2 separate regions of the Homo sapiens genome follow, and region 1 is linked to region 2. Evidence: chromatin loops called from intact Hi-C (ENCODE). Cell type or tissue: breast epithelium. All regions are shown on one strand. Links, peaks and the distances in the headings refer to the core of each region. The heading gives the core; the rest is flanking DNA.

Region 1 (2,917 bases), core at 166-2,665, 52 kb before region 2:
CTAGAGTGCAGTAGTGCAATCTCAGCTCAAAGCAACCTCCACCTCCATTCAAGCCATTCTCCTGCCTCAGCCTCCTGAGTAGCTGGGATTACAGGCTCATGCCACCACATCCAGCTAATTTTTGTATTTTTAACAGAGATGGGTTTCACCATGTTGGCCAGGCTGGTCTCAAACTCCTGACCTCAGGTGATCTGCTTGCCTTGGCCTCCCAAAGTGCTGGGATTACAGGCATGAGCCACCCTGCCAGGCCAGAAACTCATGTCTTGACAGCATCCTACCAGGAGGAATAAAGGGCTAAGATGTGATTCCAGAAGCAATTACGGAAATTCATTATACTTTCTAAAAGTTTATTAGATGTTTAGTACATCACACACATACACACGCACATACTTAAATGGGACCTGGACATTAGTTTAACACCACTCTGGCAAATACTAGCAGCAAACATCTGAAAGTTCTTTTTTTGCTTTTTTGTTAAAGAGTAAGTTCAGGTGTGGTTTCCTTTAGACTCAATGTTGTATGCTGATTGCTGTGCTGAGAACGGATTTCCTGACAGTTGTGAGATCTCTCAGGATATGTGTAGGCCAGCTATACTGCTTACATTTCTATGAAAGCTATCAAAGACAAAGCCCAGAATGCCCCTCAAAGGCAAGGTTATTTGTGTTTCCCCAGAGAGACTGTAAGAATTTAGAACCTTTCCGTTTTGGCTGAGGGGTGTTCAGGCCCTTTTCCAATGGTGGGTAAGTAATTTATTTCTGTGATAAGGTCTTTTGCAATTGCAGTTGCAGATAATGCAGCCTCACTGAGCCCTGGTGTGGAAACATCTGTGTTGCTTAGAGACTGTCCTTTACACACTTCCAAAGGCTGGTCTGATTGCAAAATCCAATACAGATCAACCTGGATTATCTGAGGTGTGTAACTCAGCCACAATTCTGACACAAAAAATGAGATCTCCCCACCCCGCCCCCAACAAAAAAAAGCTGAGATCATTTGGAATCCAAAGAGGAAATATGGTTTTCCTGAATTTGACCTGGTAATATCACAATTCCATGCCACAGCTAAGCACAGTTACGTTTCCTTTTACTGTTATACTGAGAAAAACAAGATCATTTGGCCACATGAACATGTGCATTTGATCATTTAAAAGCTATTTTAGTAGGGGGGAAATGTTTGGAATGCTTCTGACCATAAAAATAATTCTGGGCAGGCACAGTGGCTCATACCTGTAATCCCAACACTTTGGGAGGCTGAGGCAGGTGGATCACCTGAGGTCAGGAGTTCAAGACCAGCCTGGCCAACATGGTGAAACCCCACCTCTACTAAAAATACAAAAATTAGCTGGGTGTGGTGGTGGGCGCCTGTAATCCCAGCTACTCAGGAGGCTGAGGCAGGAGGATCACTTGAACCCAGGAGGCAGAGGTTGCAGTGAGCCGAGATGGCACCATTGCACTCCAGACTGGGCAACAAGAGTGAAACTCTGTCTAAAAATAATAATAATAATAATAATAATAATTCTGTAGCCACAGATGCCTTCAAGTAGAGTTCTAGAACCTGTGCAAGCAAAAGAGAAAAAAAAACATTTTCCAGCTTTTCTTGTTTGAAAACTAACACTCAGTGTTTCGAATATCAGAGATTGCTTTAACAAATGACCTTTCTCTCGTCCCTCACCCGCCACCTCATATTGTTCAGAGAGTCCCTAACATAGGACGGGGTATAACAATAAAAAGTGGTCTCATTTTATGTATAAACCTAGACACTGGAAAATTTGTGAGCGGATGCCCCAACTTGGGAGAGAATGTTATGAAAACCACCTGGAGCGCTTGTCAAACTACAGGAATCTCCTCTGACTTTGAGAAATTCTGTATTTAAGGTATAATGCTACCATTTGAGCAGGTAATTGCTTTGTACCACTGCAAATGTGGGCACTGAAATTTTACGGCAAAAGCAGAAGATCCTTACAATGTTTTATAAAAAAGAATTCCCTAAAACAAAATCGCCTGATTTTTAAAATTCTCCAAGAATTACTGAACCTTTAGGTCATGTGTGTGTGTGCATGTGTGTGTGTGTGTGTATACATATGTGTATATACGTAGTGTGTGCATATATATTTACTCAAAAGCAATGAGCATGCCAGCATCGAGTTTGTGGTCTTGAAATGACATCTCTCATTAAAAGAAGTCAGGATTTTTGGGAGAAATGAGAGATTCCAGGACTGGGTAGAAAATATACAAGATGAACCTGGGATATTTTTGCCAGATAGTAAAGAAGCCATCAAAGACTACTAAGGTCATGTCAAAATGACTTAGGAACCAAACTGAAGATGTATCCCCTGGGAAAAAATGGGACAATTGAACTATTTTTTTGAGACAGGGTCTCACTCTGTTACCCAGGCTGGAGTGCAATGGCACAGCCATTGCTCACTGCAGCCTTGACTTCTCTGGGCTCGAGCGATCCTCCCATGTCAGCCTCCTGAGGAGCTGGGACTACAGGTGCACGCCACCACACCCAGCTAATTTTTGTATTTTTTGTAGAGACCGGGTTTTGTCATGTTGCCCAGTCTAGTCTCAAACTCCTGAGGCTCAAGTGACCTGTCCACCTCAGACTCCCAAAGTGCTGGGATTACAGGCATGAGCCACCATGCCCAGCCTCAGTTTGAACTTCAGTAAGGATAATAATTGCAGTAGATTGAAATACCTCACATATGTTTAAATCCATGAGTTTAAATTTATATATATTTTGTAATGGGTCACCTTCAGAGAATGATAAGATACCAATTAACTTAAAAACTGGATAACTAGGCAAAGCACAGTGGTTCATGCCTGTAATCCCCAGAACTTTGGGAGGCTGAGGCAGGTAGATCACTTGAGGTCAAGAATTTGAGACCAACCTGGCCAAATGAAACCCTGTCTCTACTAAA
Region 2 (2,917 bases), core at 120-2,619:
TCACAATTTTTTCAGATATTAAATAAAGTACATGCTGTGAGAATATGCATATTTTTATTAGAACTCTGAAACGGTTTCATGCTGGGATTCCATATGTTTTCTCCAGACTCACCCTGAAGTTATTTGAAGGATCCTTGAGACTCTTTTGGATTGCTGCTTGGAGAACATTCCTGTAACTTGTCCCTGCTCCTTGAACTATAAAAGCAGAAGGGAGGTACTGAGTTAAAACTTACAAATTATTATCAAATAAATCTTCAATAGTGGTTCAGTCCAAGGTCAATCACCATCTTTCAAAATACCCTAAACTTTCTAGCCACCTTACTGAATTCAAAATTTCAGATGACTCTTCGACCAAACATCATGAAGAATGGAGTATAGGGCGCCCTGGCCCGCCCCGCCGCTGCCGCAGCCCCCGCCCCCAGCCCACCCAGCCCACCCGGCGCCTGGCTGCAGCGTGGCAGCGGCGCGCCTCCGCGTCGCAGCAGCTGCAGCGTTTATGTCGGGTCGCGGGGTCTCGCGGCAGCATGAGGGACTACCTATCAGCAGCAGCACCGGCTACGTGGTCGAGGACGGGTTCACTGCGCTGAAGGGGTGGGTTGCCCCTCCACACCTGTGGGTTTTTCTCGTTAGGTGGAACGAGAGACTTGGAAAAGAAAGACACAGACGCAAAGTATAGAGAAAGAAAAAAGGGGGCCCAGGGGACCGGCGTTCAGCATACGGAGGATCCCGCCGGCCTCTTAGTTCCCTTAGTATTTATTGATCATTTTTAGGTGTTTCTCGGAGAGGGGGGTGTGGCAGGGTCATAGAATAATAGTGGAGAGAAGGTCAGCAGATAAACACGTGAACAAAGGTCTCTGCATCAAGAACAAGGTAAAGAATTAAGTGCTGTGCTTCAGATATGCATACACATAAACATCTCAATGACTTAAAGAGCAGTAGTGCTGCCCGCATGTCCCACCTCCAGCCCTAAGGCGGTTTTCCCCTATCTCAGCAGATGGAACATACAATCAGGTTTTACACCGAGACATTCCATTGCCCAGGGACTGGCAGGAGACAGATGCCTTCCTCTTCTCTCAACTGCAAACAGGCGTTCCTTCCTCTTTTACTAATCCTCCTCAGCACAGACCCTTTATGGGTGTCGGGCTGGGGGACGGTCAGGTCTTTCCCTTCCCATGAGGCCATATTTCAGACTATCACATGGGGAGAAACCTTGGACAATACCTGGCTTTCCTAGGCAGAGGTCCCTGCGGCCTTCCGCAGTGTTTGTGTCCCTGGGTACTTGAGATTAGGGAGTGGTGATGACTCTTAACGAGCACGCTGCCTTCAAGCATCTGTTTAACAAAGCACATCTTGCACAGCCCTTAATCCACTTAACCCTGAGTTGACATAGCACATGTTTCAGGGAGCACAGGGTTGGGGGTAAGGTTACAGATTAACAGCATCTCGAGGCAGAAGAATTTTTCTTAGTACAGAACAAAATGGAGTCTCCTATGTCTACTTCTTTCTACACAGACACAGTAACAATCTGATCTCTCTTTCTTTTCCCCACACCGTGCAGCAGCTCTTCGCCAGTGACCAGGGACTCACCTACAACGACTTCTTGATTCTCCCAGGATTCATAGACTTCATAGCTGATGAGGTGGACCTGACCTCAGCCCTGACCCAATGGTCACTCTGAAGACGCCGCTGATCTCCTCCCCCATGGACACTGTGACAGAGGCCGACCTGGCCATCGTGATGGCTCTGATGGGAGGTACTGGTTTCATTCACCACAACTGCACCCCAGAGTTCCAGGCCAGTGAGGTGCAGAAGGTCAAGAAGTTTGAACCGGGCTTTATCACACACCCCGTGGTGCTGAGCCCCTTGCACACTGTGGGTGATGTGTTGGAGGCCAAGATGCGTCATGGCTTCTCTGGCATCCCCATCACTGAGACGGGTACCATGGGCAGCAAGCTGGTGGGCATCGTCACCTCCCGAGACATCGACTTTCTTGCTGAGAAGGACCACACCACCCTCCTCAGTGAGGTGATGATGCCAAGGATCAAGCTAGTGGTGGCTCCAGCAGTGTGAGGTTGAAAGAGGCAAATGAGATCCTGCAGCTTAGTAAGAAAGGAAGCTGCCTATCGTCAATGATCGCGATGAGCTGGTGGCCATTATCACCTGCACCGCGCTGAAGAACCGAGACTACCCTGTGGCCTCCAAGGATTCCCATGAGCAGCTGCTGGGCGGGGCAGCTGTGGGTACCCATGAGGATGACAAATACCACCTGGACCTGCTCACCCAGGTAGGCGTCAATGTCATAGGCTTGGACTCGTCCCAAGGGAACTCGGTGTATCAGATCGCCATGGTGCATTACATCAAACAAAAGTAACCCCACCTCCAGGTGATTGGGGGGAACGTGGTGACAGCAGCCCAGGCCAACAACCTGATTGACGCTGGTGTGGATGGGCTGGGCAGGGGCATGGACTGCGCGGCTCCATCTACATCAACCAGGAAGTGATAGCCTGCAGTCAGCCCCAGGGCACTGCTGTGTACAAGGTGGCCAAGCATACCCAGAACTTTGGTGTGCCCATCATAGCCGATGGTGGCATCCAGACCATGGGGCATGTGGTCAAGGCCCTGGCCCTAGGAGCCTCCACAGTGATGATGGGCTCCCTGCTGGCCGCCACCATGGAGGCCCCCGGCGAGTGCTTCTTCTCAGACGGAATGCAGCTCAAGAAGTACCAGGGCATGGGCTCACTGGATGCCATGGAGAAGAGCAGCAGCAGCCAGAAACAATACTTCAACGACGGGGATAAGGCGAAGATCACGCAGGATGTCTTGGGCTCCATCCAGGACAAAGGGTCCATTCAGAAGTTCGTGCCCTACCTCATAGTGGGCATCCAGCATGGCTGCCAGGATATCGGGGCCCACAGCC

The links. Peaks named below come from ENCODE experiments on the same cell type or tissue, not always from the same donor. Only the 100,000 strongest peaks of a DNase experiment are listed, where the experiment ranks them.
Region 1: a loop joins it to region 2, with 22 times the contacts of the local background. A loop is called at or near these places in 1 of 110 quality-filtered maps.

Annotation. Positions count from the first base shown.
Region 1 is chr2:201,189,446-201,192,362 of GRCh38, reverse strand. The region is part of intron 3 of CASP10 (caspase 10); the gene reads right to left. Among named protein-coding and RNA genes, the nearest start is that of CASP10, 7.8 kb to the right of the region's middle. In breast epithelium, for the core only: no CTCF peak of the experiment used is centred there; no DNase peak of the experiment used is centred there; H3K27ac peaks cover 663 bases.
Region 2 is chr2:201,137,635-201,140,551 of GRCh38, reverse strand. It overlaps CFLAR (CASP8 and FADD like apoptosis regulator), which reads right to left. Exons shown (of 10, transcript NM_003879.7): 5 at 113-195. It overlaps CFLAR-AS1 (CFLAR antisense RNA 1), which reads left to right. Exons shown (of 7, transcript NR_040030.1): 7 at 107-263. It also overlaps the pseudogene IMPDH1P10. Among named protein-coding and RNA genes, the nearest start is that of CFLAR-AS1, 19 kb to the left of the region's middle. RefSeq lists enhancers at 48-1,004, 1,005-1,961, 1,962-2,917. In breast epithelium, for the core only: no CTCF peak of the experiment used is centred there; no DNase peak of the experiment used is centred there.